2 separate regions of the Mus musculus genome follow, and region 1 is linked to region 2. Evidence: chromatin contacts called from ENCODE POLR2A ChIA-PET data. All regions are on one chromosome and are shown on one strand. The core of a region is the stretch at or near the end of the contact, and the rest is flanking DNA. Distances in the headings are between cores, read along the strand shown. Region 1 holds the start of Ap1s1 (adaptor protein complex AP-1, sigma 1). Region 2 holds the start of Fis1 (fission, mitochondrial 1).

Region 1 (5,587 bases), core at 2,687-5,186, 84 kb after region 2:
GGTGCTCAGAATGGCAGATGAGACTGGGAGGGTCGTACTTATGGGCAGGTGAGTCTTCAGGGTGTATGCAAGAGGCCATGTCAGAGAACCAAGCAGGAAACAGTAATTTCTTCCTTTTTATTTTTGAGACATGGTCTCACTGTGCAACCCTGGCCTGGAACTTGTTACATTGTAGACCAGGCTGGTTTGACTGCAAAACACAGAGATCTACCTGCTTCTTCCTCTTGGTTTTTAACTTTCTTTCTTTCTTTTTCTTTCTCTTCTTTCATTCTTTTCTTTTTTCTTTCTGATATTTATTTATTTATTTATTTATTTATTTATTTATTTATTTATTTATTTGATTTTTCGAGACAGGGTAGTAGCTCTGTGTAGCTCTGGCTGTCCTGGAACTCACTCTGTGGACCAGGCTGGCCTCGAACTCAGAAATCTGCCTGCTTCTGCCTCCCGAGTGCTGGGATTAAAGGCGTGCGCTACCACTGCCCGGCTTGTTTTTTGTTTGTTTGTTTGTTTGGTTGGTTGGTTTTGTTTGTTTTTGAGTGACTAAGCCTGGACTAGCCTCAGACTTACTATGTAGCCAACTCTGTGCCTCCTTCCTCTACTTCCTAAGTGCTGCCGGGAGTACAGGCACACCTGGTTTATGTTGTGCTTGTGATCAAACCCAGGGCCTTGTGCATGCCAGGTAAGCACTCTATGAACAGAGGTCCATCCCTGGTTGGAAAAACAATTTCAAGATGAACTAGGGAAGTGAAGGAAGCGGTTACTCATGACCAACCAATAGATGCCTTGGTTCCTCACCCTCCCTGATTTCAGAGTTATTTCTCAGCCATTTGAACCCACAATGCAACTCCAGAGCAATTCCTGCACATCTATAAATAAAGGGACAGAGTGTCACCTCTTATAGACAACTTTGAGGTCCCTCCACTCCAGGAAGCTGCACATTTTGGGCTTTCTAGCCAGGACGACTTGCATGAGCTCTCGGACCATCTTCTTCCTCTCCTTGTCTGAGGTGGCCAGGTACCATTTTTGTAGCCGAAGTTTTCCCTGCCGGCTGAACAGTAGCATGAATCGCATCTGCAAGGGAGGAAGGACAAGAGATGAAGGGCAGAGAAGGGGGTTGGAGCCTCTTTTCCTCCACAAACATACAGCCCCAGACTCCCCCACTGTTCCTTGATACCTTCTTGAAAACCCCTGTCCTCGCTGTCAATGCTGGGTGTCCCCACAAGGAGGATCGTTTTTTTTTCCTGGGGGAAAGTCAAAGAATCTTATGCCTGTGATTTGGGTTCAAATACTGGCTCTACTAGCTCGAGTACAGCCTCAGGCAAATTAATGTATACTAGGCTAGCAAGATAGCTAAATCAGTTACCAAGCCCGATGACCCATGCTCAATACCCATGACCCACATTACAGGAGAGAACGGACTCCCACGAGCTGTCCTCTCTCCACGATCATAATGGAGCAAGCACCCACCCACACACATATGGTAAACTAAATGTAAAAACATTTTATTACACTTATTTGTGTGTGTGTGTGTATAGGTCAGAGGACAACTTTGGGGAGCTGGTTCTCTGCTTCTACTGTGTGAGCTCCAGGGATCAAATTCAGCTCGTCAGTCAGGCTCGGCCACAGGGGCCTTTACCCACTGAGCAGTCTGATTGGTTTTGAAAAGGATTAAGCAGTCTTTAAAGCTCCATTTCTTTATCCGCAGGATAGAAATAATACTTTCTTCTGGAGGTCTTTTAAGATTTGTTATTATCATTAAAGATTTACGTTATGTGTATGATATTTATGTGCCCACATGTATGTGTGACACATGCACGCCTGTTGAGTCCTCCGTAACCGGAGTTATAGATGGTTGTGAGCCACCATGTGGGTGATGGGAATCAGACTCAGGACCTCTGCAAGAGCAACGCATGCTCTTAACTACTGAGCCATCTCTCCAGCACATTTTTATTAGTTTTAATTCTGTGTATGTGCGCATGTGTCTACATAGTGGGTTTGTTCATTTATGAGGGTGCCTGACACACAGTAGGACTTGTAACATGCTAGGTGCTGCTATTTTCCCCTGACCTTCTGTTTCCTAACCCTGTTTTCCATGGAGAAGATGCCTAGCCTCATGATAAGCTGAGGCCAACAGACAACAGTTCTCTGTGTGTTCTTCTAGACGCCATGTCTCACAGACGCCCTACCCGATCCTGCCATAAACCTTCAGATGCCTCTGACTCAATATGGCCTCTCGTCAGTCCCATACCTGTCGATACTCTTCCCTGAGTAGTGTATATAAATAGAACTGTGCTTGGCAGAAATATTCAGATTTTACCCTCCATTTTTCTCCACCATCCACACATTTAGTTCCACATACTGCCTCTCTTCCCAGCTTTTTTTTTTTTTAGACAAGGTTTCTCTGTGTAGCCCTGGCTGTCCTGGAACTCACTTTGTAGACCAGGCTGGCCTCGAACTCAGAGATCTGCCTGCCTCTGCCTCCCTAGTCCTGGGATTAAAGGTGTGTGCCACCACGCTCGGCTTCCAGTTTCTTTAAAGCGTTCTTTTATATTCTTTTACACGTATGTGTGGGGCACCCACGTGCCATCACTTACATGCAGAGGTCAGAGGAGGAGTCAGTCCCCTCCTTCCACCACATGGCTCCTGGGAATGACCTCAGGTTATCAGCCACCCGGACAAGCTGAGCCGTCTCTCTGGCCCTCTTTTCTGTCTTTCTTTTGTGAGACAATGTTTCATGTAGCACAGGCTGATCTCAATTCCCTAAGTAGCGAAGGCTGCCCTTGGTTTTCTGATCTCCCTTTTTCTTACCTCTGAGTACCAGGTTACAGGTGTGCACTCTAAGGCCTGACCTTTCTTCTGAGACATCAGGTGACTGATCACTGGGTCCCTCAGACAGGGGCATAGTCACCCTGGAGGGCTCTCCTAGGGAATGTCTGTGGAATAACTAGCAAGCAGAGTCCTCACTGCTTCCCGCATGGCCCTAGTTTTATTACCAGTTGCAGAGGTTCCTCATTCCATATCCTGAACTCAATTCCCAGCAAACAGCTCTGAGAACATGGCCCGGGTTGGGATATCTGTGTGTGTCCCACACTTCCAGTTTAGCAGGTTAAGTTAAAAGAAAACAACACCCCAGAAGCTAGAAGTAAGTACTGTTGGTGGGGGGGATAGGGAAGGTGAAGAACTGAGGGAGTCCTGTGTAGTTAAGAAAAGGAGGTGACAGCTACAGCAGGAAGGCCTGGGTTCCGGAAAAGAAAATGCCCCGGAGAGGGTGGAGAGCTGGGATTGCCAAAGTAGGGAGTCTTCCAGAGCCTAGGTCCCCGACGGCAAACCCTAGAGCCCACCTGAGCCAGAACTCCGGGTGAGCTGTCAAGGAAGCGAGACAGGAGGTTCACTCCAGAGACCCGGAAACTGTTCCCTCCCACACCGAGCTCTCCATGGGCCATGCTCCAGTGTGGGCCTCAAGGGAAGGGGTTTCGGCGACCTGCAACCATCCCGAGTGACCCCGGCGCCCCAACCTCGTGCCTTCCCTGCGGCAGTGCCTGGGAGGGTCTTAAAGATTCCCAGAGTCCCGAGCGCTTCTCCAGGCTCGGGACAGTCCCGCCACCATTCAGCTCTAGTCCCCTCTCTCCTAACCAGCAAGACTCCTCCCAACCCCTGTCCCTAGTGCCATTTCCAGCTTCCGAGGTCAGCTCTCTCCAGCAGCTCCAGGAAGTGGATCCTTTGCGGACCACAGGGAAGACAGGGCGACTCCCACAAAGGGCAGCCCCCCTCCGGACCCCTGCAGGTACAGCCCACGCCCCTCGGGTCCCCGTCCCCTCCCTCTCCTCACAGCCTACCATCCTGCAGCCTCCAGCCCGGTGCGTCCCTCTCCGGCCACCGTAGAAGCCAGCTCCACTCCCAGTCGGATTCTTTTCTTTTCCCTCCCTCTCCGCTTGAAGCCCCGCCCCAAGGCCTCGCCGGCTCCAAGCACGGACGCATTGCGCAGGCGCCAACGCTGCAGCGACCCACCCCCATCTCATCCGGCGCGCAGGCGGGGCTGGAGGCGGAGAAGCGGAAACCATGGCAACCAGGTCCTTGACTTCAGTTTTGCAAAAGCCTGGTCGTCATGGTAACAGGGCTGTCTTGGTGGGTTGATTGGAGGATGGGAAGGGAGGGGGTAGAGGACAATGAGGACTTCGAGCTTTGGAGCATTTGTGGGGGAAAAAGGCGGGAAAAGGGTGAGAGGTGTATGCACGATCTTTGGAGCTGATGAAGAAGTTGGGAGGAATGATGTGGAAAACATCAGTCAGAGGGTGGTGATGGGCAGGATGAGGGAAATAGAGACCGGTAGGCTAGGAGAATAAAGAGTTCAAGGACAGCTCAGGGTTCCAGAGCAAGCAAGATCCTGTCCCCAAAGCAAACAAGGCAGGTGTGGTGGTGTATCCTGTGATCTCTACACTTGGAAGGCAGAGACAGGAGTTCAGCTGCAGCTACATGGCACGGTCTTGACCACCCAAGGCCACAGAGAGCCTGTCTCCAACAACAACAACAACAACAAAAGTGACACAAAACAGTGCAGATATGATGGTTCGGATTGTAAAGATGTTTCCCCAAACCCACAAGGTGGAAAGAAAGAACTGACTCCTGCAAATTGTCCTCTGACCTCTGTATAAGCAAGCACCCTAGCTTGTATACACCACACACACACACACACACACACACACATATATACACACACACACAGACAGACAGACATGGTCACAGGCAACACAAAATACACTTGTAAAATGTAATCTTAAAAAAAAACTAAACCAGGGATAAAAATCAGGGATAAAAAAATTGTTGAAAATGGGAATACTGTAACAGGAATATAAAGAATGGGAGGAAATTGTAAATTAAGGAGAAAGGGGAAGAAATGAAGAGAATCTTATAGTATTAAAGGGGTGTGGTGTAATCCCCATAGCCAGAAGGCTACAGCCAGCCTAGACTACACAGTGTGGCTCTGTCAAGCAAGCAAGAGTGGGATTCCAGAACTGGGTGTGGTGAGGCAAGTCACAATCCCAGCCCTGCAGAGGCTGAGGCAGGAAGAGCAAGAGGTCATGACCAGTTTTGGGGCTATGGAGGAATATGTGTGTGTGTGTGTGTGTGTGTGTGTGTGTGTGTGTGTGTGTGTGTGTGTGTACCAAACTGGATGTGCTGGTATACACCTATTATGTGATTATTTGGAAGGTACAAGCAGATGTACTAAGATCAAGAGTTCAAAATGACTCTTGACTACATAGCTAGTTCATTTTATGGACTGAGACACAATGTCAAAAAAAAAAATCGTTGAGCAACAAAACAATTTAGCCAGGCATTATTGTGCACATGCCTGTAATCTGGTCCCTGGGGAGGCAGAGGCAAGAGGACTGGTCAAGAGGGTTCAAGGCCAGACTAGGCTATGTAAAGAGAGCAGTGGGAGCTGGGCATTGGTGATGCACTCCTTTAATCCCAGCACTCAGGAGGCAGAGGCAGGTGGATTTCTGAGTTCGAGGCCAGCCTGGTCTACAGAGTGAGTTCCAGGACAGCCAGGGCTACACAGAGAAATCCTGTCTCGAAAAGCCAAAGA
Region 2 (5,437 bases), core at 861-3,360:
TCTTCTGGAGTGTCTGAAGACACGTACAGTGTACTTACATATAATAAATAAATTAAAAATTAAAAAAAAAAAAAACAGGGATCCTGGGGACCGTGGGTCAGAGGCCAAATTTTATATATCTGTCACTTTGCCACAATGTTTGCGGTTTTGTTTGCTTTTCATTTTTAAAAAGATCTACTTTGTATGTACAAATGTATGTGCTTCTGTGTACATGTCAGGTGCCCACAGAGGCCAAAGGCACCCGATCCCCAACACTGGAGTTCTGGGAGGTGGTGAACCACCTGACAGAACTGGGAACTGAGCCCAGGGCTTCTGGAAGGGCAAACAAACAAACAAGCAAAGAGTTGCCAGGATCATGATGTCTCTCCGTGGTAATAGAAACCCTAAAACACCATGTCAGGTAGCTCATGACTACCTGTAACTCCAGCTCCAGGGCGGGGGTGGGGTGGGGTGGGGGGATCCAACACGCTCTTCTGAGGTCTAAGGTGTATCATCTTAAGGGATCAGGGTTTTTGTTGGTTCATTTGTTTGTTTATTTATTTTTAAAGATTTGTTTATTTATTTTATGCATGTAAGTATAAGTATACTGTCACTGTCTTCAGACTCACCAGAAGAGGGCATCGGATCCCATTACAGATGGTTGTGAGCCACCATGTGGTTGCTGGGAATTGAACTCAGGACCCCTGTAAGAGCAGTCAATGCTCTTAACCGCTGAGCCATCTCTCCAGCCCAAAATACAGCATCTTATGTGCTATTTGTAGGGGGAGAATGGCCCAAAGTAGCTAAATTAGACAACGTTGGCAACGAGAACACAGGATACCTCAGACATACACGTCTATCTAAGGACGAATAGCCATAGGCCAGGAAGAGAGTAGGATCCCGACAAACTGCAACCCTCACTCCTGTGAGGCCCAGGCCCCAGCCTCAGACCTTGCCAAGTCTGCCTGTGGACAGTGACACAGAGCTGACATTCCTTTTGCCCTTTCACCCAGGCCTCTGAGAAAGCCTTGGATTGTCTGGCTCCCAAGAAGAGTTCCTACCCCAGGCTGGACTCCAACTTGCTAAGCCAAGGATGATCTTAAACTTCCTCCTCTTCCTGCCTCCACCTCCCAAGCGCTAGGATGAAAGCCTGCATGACCATTCCCCCTCCCCACATTAGATGCATAAGGATAGGAGTTTTCTTTTTCTCAGTGCCAATCCCTGTACTTAAATAGTGACCGACACTTAGGAAATGCTCAATCAAAAATGAATGAATCAACCAATAAGCAACGGCAGGGCTAGAAGATAGATGTTCTGAATAGCAAAGACGGCAGGCACATGCAGAGTGCCTGTGATTACTGGAGGTTTCAGAATCATAGGGCAAGGGACAGCGAGTGTGCTGGCTAGTCCTCTGTCAGCTTGACACCCAAACTAGAGCTCTCTCAAAGGAGGGCCCCTCAATTGAGAAAAATGCCTCCATGAGATCTGGCTCCAAGGCATTTACATAACTGGGGGAGGACCCAGTCCATTGTGGGTGGTACCATCCCTGGGCTAATGGTCCTGGGTTCTATAAGAGAGCAGGCTGAGCTGGGTGGTGGTGTGTGCCTTTAATCCCAGCAATCAGGAGGCAGAGGCAGGCGGATCATGTGACCCAAGTTTTCCCCTTATAGCTGGAACCCAGGCAGTTGTGAGCTATGTGGGGTCTGGCAACAGAACATGAGAGCCATCCATGGGCCTTTAACCCTGGACTGTGTTTCCTGGGTTTTCTTCAGAATCCTATTAAGAATGGCTGTCCACTATGGTCATGTGACCCAAGTTTTCGGAGGGGGGAGGTGGGGGAGTGCGTGGAGCATGGAGAGGGTATAGCTACCAATTCCTCTTGCTTTATGAGAGACTGAGCATCTCTTTGTGAGAGACTACACTGAGACCCTCCGGCCCCTGGTACTCATTAGGATTTTATTGCAAACATTGAAGATAATCCAGGGTCCTAGAGTGAGGGGTTCTTACACTGGTTCCTAGGATAATGTGATGCAGGGAGGATCTAGGACATCAGGGGAGTCCAAAGAGAGCAAAGTATCCCAGCGTAGGCACTAGTGCCCCCGCCCGCCCCAAGGCAAAGGAGGAAGGGGCGGGGCCTCCACAGGTCGATGCCGGAAGTGCCTCTCCGCCCCTGCTACTGGACCATGGAGACTGTGGCCCAGTAGAGACCTTAGTGTGAGGCTTTCAGGGGCGGCGGCCATGGAGGCCGTGCTGAACGAGCTGGTGTCTGTGGAGGATCTGAAGGTAAGGTCTGGGACGGAGGAAGGAGAAGGGCAGAATTGGAAAGGGCAGTTCCTGAGGAGAGCTGACTGAGGCTAACCAGTGCCGGTTTCGTCTTTCTTGGCAAGCTGAACTACGGCTCCCAGCAGCCTCTGCGGCATCCTGCTTCTTGTGGGAATCGGCTTCGTGTCCCTAGGCCTGACGGGAATTGTAGCTTCCCGGGTTTCAGCAACTCAGACCTAGGCCTGGGGTCTTAGTGTGATGCAGAGCTGGGAATTTGGGGTACTCGTGTGCAGGGATGGAGTAGTATAGTCACTGGTGTAAATTTTCGCTAGTGTTTAGTTCCTCACGGTGCTATTTTCACCGCATCCTTGTAGCTGTGTTTTCTTTCCTCTCCTAGAATTAAAGTAAGGCAGATCCAGGCCCAAAAGAGTAGGGTGGGACGGGACCAGCGGCCTCAAGGGAAAGGCCATGTAGGAGGTCGTTTAGCTCTGGGACAGTATGTTTACTCTTCAGACACTTGGGGTCAGCTGGTTTGGGAGCAGTGCCTCCAGCTGCCACCAGGTGGCATCTCCTCTTGGTACCACTAGGGGCTGGGTTCACGGACCTTCCGAAGGGGAGGACACAGCATGGGACCCAGGGGTGGAGATGACAGAAGCTTCGGGGTACCAAGATCTACAAGGGAAAGGCGGCAGGGAGGAAAATATGATCTAACTGGGATTCAGACATCAAGTTAGCTGGAGAATGATTGCTGCTCTTTGTTGCTAAATGGTCACTCTTCTCTCTAATGACAGAATTTTGAAAGGAAATTTCAGTCTGAGCAGGCAGCTGGTTCTGTGTCCAAGAGCACGCAATTTGAATATGCCTGGTGCCTGGTTCGAAGCAAATACAATGAGGACATCCGCAGAGGCATCGTGCTGCTGGAGGGTAAGGCGCTGGGCCCCACTTTCCAGCCGCCAGCCAGCCTGACCTCTACTGTGCTTGACCTCACCCCTCCAGGACCCTTTCCAACACAGAACCCTCACCTTACAGCACATTTGTCATTCAGTAACCACCAGTAACTTCACTTGGAGAAAGGGCTAGATTGATTCTCTACGTCCCCAGCATCTGAACAGTCATTCAGATGGAAAATGCTGTAGGAAAAAATGCTCTCAGGCTGGGGAGACTCAGTGCATCCTGTCCAGGCATGAAGACCTGGGTTCAAATCCCCAGCACCCACAGCAGCAGCTGAGTGTGGCCATCCGAGTCTGTATAGAGAGTAAGCTGGAATCAGCTAGAGATGGCTTGTTGCCATCTTAGCCCAGGTTCAGTTGGAGACCCTTTCTTTAGGGGATGCTGTGGAGTGTGAAAGCACTGGCCGTCCTCTGACCTCCATGCTTCCATGTGCACACACACAGTGTACACAAAACACTTCTGGTATAGTTACTAATTGCCGTTAATATAGTGTTTACGTTGTATTGGATAACAGTCATTTGGAAAATTCTAGAGATTTAGAATATCTGAGGGGCTAGTGGTATCAAGGCTGTGTGACCCCAGCACTACAAAGGTGAAGACACAGGAACATAGTTCAGTAGTCGAACATTGACTGTGGAGATAGAGGCAGGAAGGTCAGAAGTTCAAGGCCAGAGTCAGCACATCCTGACCAAATTTGAGGTCAGCCTGGGCTACATGAGCTCCCTGACTCAAAGAACACTGCATCTTTGGGGACTATAGGTGCATTCTATGCAAACACCGTTTAATTTTATAGACGGGCCTGCCGTCTGTGCACTTTGAAGTCTGGGGGCTGTGTTGGCATAGTCCCAGAGGCTGTCAAGGGACGACGCTGGGAACAGAAGACTGCTGTATCATTAGTCAGTTGACTTTGACACAGGACCTCTAACCTGTGCGTCCTGCTTCAGCTACCTCAGTGCTGCGAGTTCAGGGGTGCCGCCAGCTCTGGGGTCTCTAAAAGCAAATACTGTCCCCCTACTTTGATCAGTTTGGACTTTTAGGTTTCTTTTACAGTAGAGCACAGCAGTGGGAGTGGTGTCAGCATTTGAGTCCTGTTTGGAGACACAGTGCAGACCCTGAGGAGACTGTAGCACTGCACAGCTATTTAGTGCCGAAGTGGTGGCTGCCGCACCACGGAACTCCAGCGCTAGAGAGGCTGGGGCAGCCTGATGGGGAGTTTGAAACAAGCCCGGGCGGCATAGTGAGTGCCTATCTTAATACCGTCCTACGGGGATACACACACACAGAATGAAATGAAAAACAAGTCAGACAAGGGTCACTCAGGGAAGATGAGTTATAGGAAAGGGGGGCAGGTTGTGGGCCTAGAGTGGTGATTCACACCTTTAATCCCAGTAGTAGGAGGAGTAGCAGAAGTAGGAGGATCTCTGAGTTTGAGGCCAGCCTGGTCTATAGAGTGGGTTGTAGGACAGCCAGGGCTACACAGAGAAACCCTGTTTCAAAAACAAAACAAAAGCTCAGTCTACGGAGTGCATGTTTGCTGTGTATGAAGCCCTGCTTCAATTCCATTCCCAGCACTGCATAATAAGCCAGCCGTATCCCAGACCATTCAGGAGGTGGCAGGAGGAGCACAAGTTCGGGCATTCTCAGCAAGATGAGTGTCAGGCGGGAGGTGACCTTGCAGTAGGACCCATGGCTGCCAGTGGGAATGCACCCATCCATACAGACTGCGGGGCTGGCTCCTGGTCTCCACCACAGGTGTTTGACAGGCTTACGGCTGTCTCGGGGCTGTAACTGGGAAGCTGCAGGTGATAGAAACTGGTAATGGAGGTCCAGGACCATGACCCTCCCAGGATCCTAGAGCAAGTCAGCGTAGCAGGACCCATGGAACACAGTGTTAGAAGGAGACTCCATCTTTCTCTTCTCCCTTCCCCCTCCAGAGCTGTTGCCCAAAGGGAGCAAAGAGGAACAGCGGGACTATGTCTTCTACCTGGCCGTGGGCAACTACCGGCTCAAGGTAAGGCTGCGGAGCCCTTTCTGACCCACGTTCCTCCTGAGTGCCCAGGTGGAGAGTCCTGGCCCTCAGAAAGCCAGCAAAGGGCAGCAGGCTGGGGTGATGGGGACTGTGTGGGTTAGACTCTGAGAGGGAAGGTGAGAGAGTATCGGGGTGTGGGGACCACACTGACGTCAGGTTGGGGTGCAGCCCCGTGCCTGGAGCTGTTATCTCTGCTAGCTTATCACCCCCCCACAG

What was found. ChIA-PET counts read pairs that join two places held with the same protein, here RNA polymerase II (POLR2A).
Region 1: POLR2A ChIA-PET joins it to region 2 with 13 read pairs in Patski. The contact joins the promoter of Ap1s1 here to the promoter of Fis1 in region 2. POLR2A ChIA-PET finds 5 or more read pairs at or near these places in 3 of 5 experiments (Patski and embryonic stem cell).

The regions. Positions count from the first base shown.
Region 1 is chr5:137,042,172-137,047,758 of GRCm38, forward strand. It overlaps Ap1s1 (adaptor protein complex AP-1, sigma 1), which reads right to left and starts at 3,937. Exons shown (of 5, transcript NM_007457.3): 1 at 3,837-3,937; 2 at 893-1,071. The coding sequence starts at 3,839.
Region 2 is chr5:136,959,967-136,965,403 of GRCm38, forward strand. Fis1 (fission, mitochondrial 1) reads left to right here and starts at 2,111. Exons shown (of 5, transcript NM_025562.3): 1 at 2,111-2,262; 2 at 3,033-3,165; 3 at 5,127-5,203. The coding sequence starts at 2,218.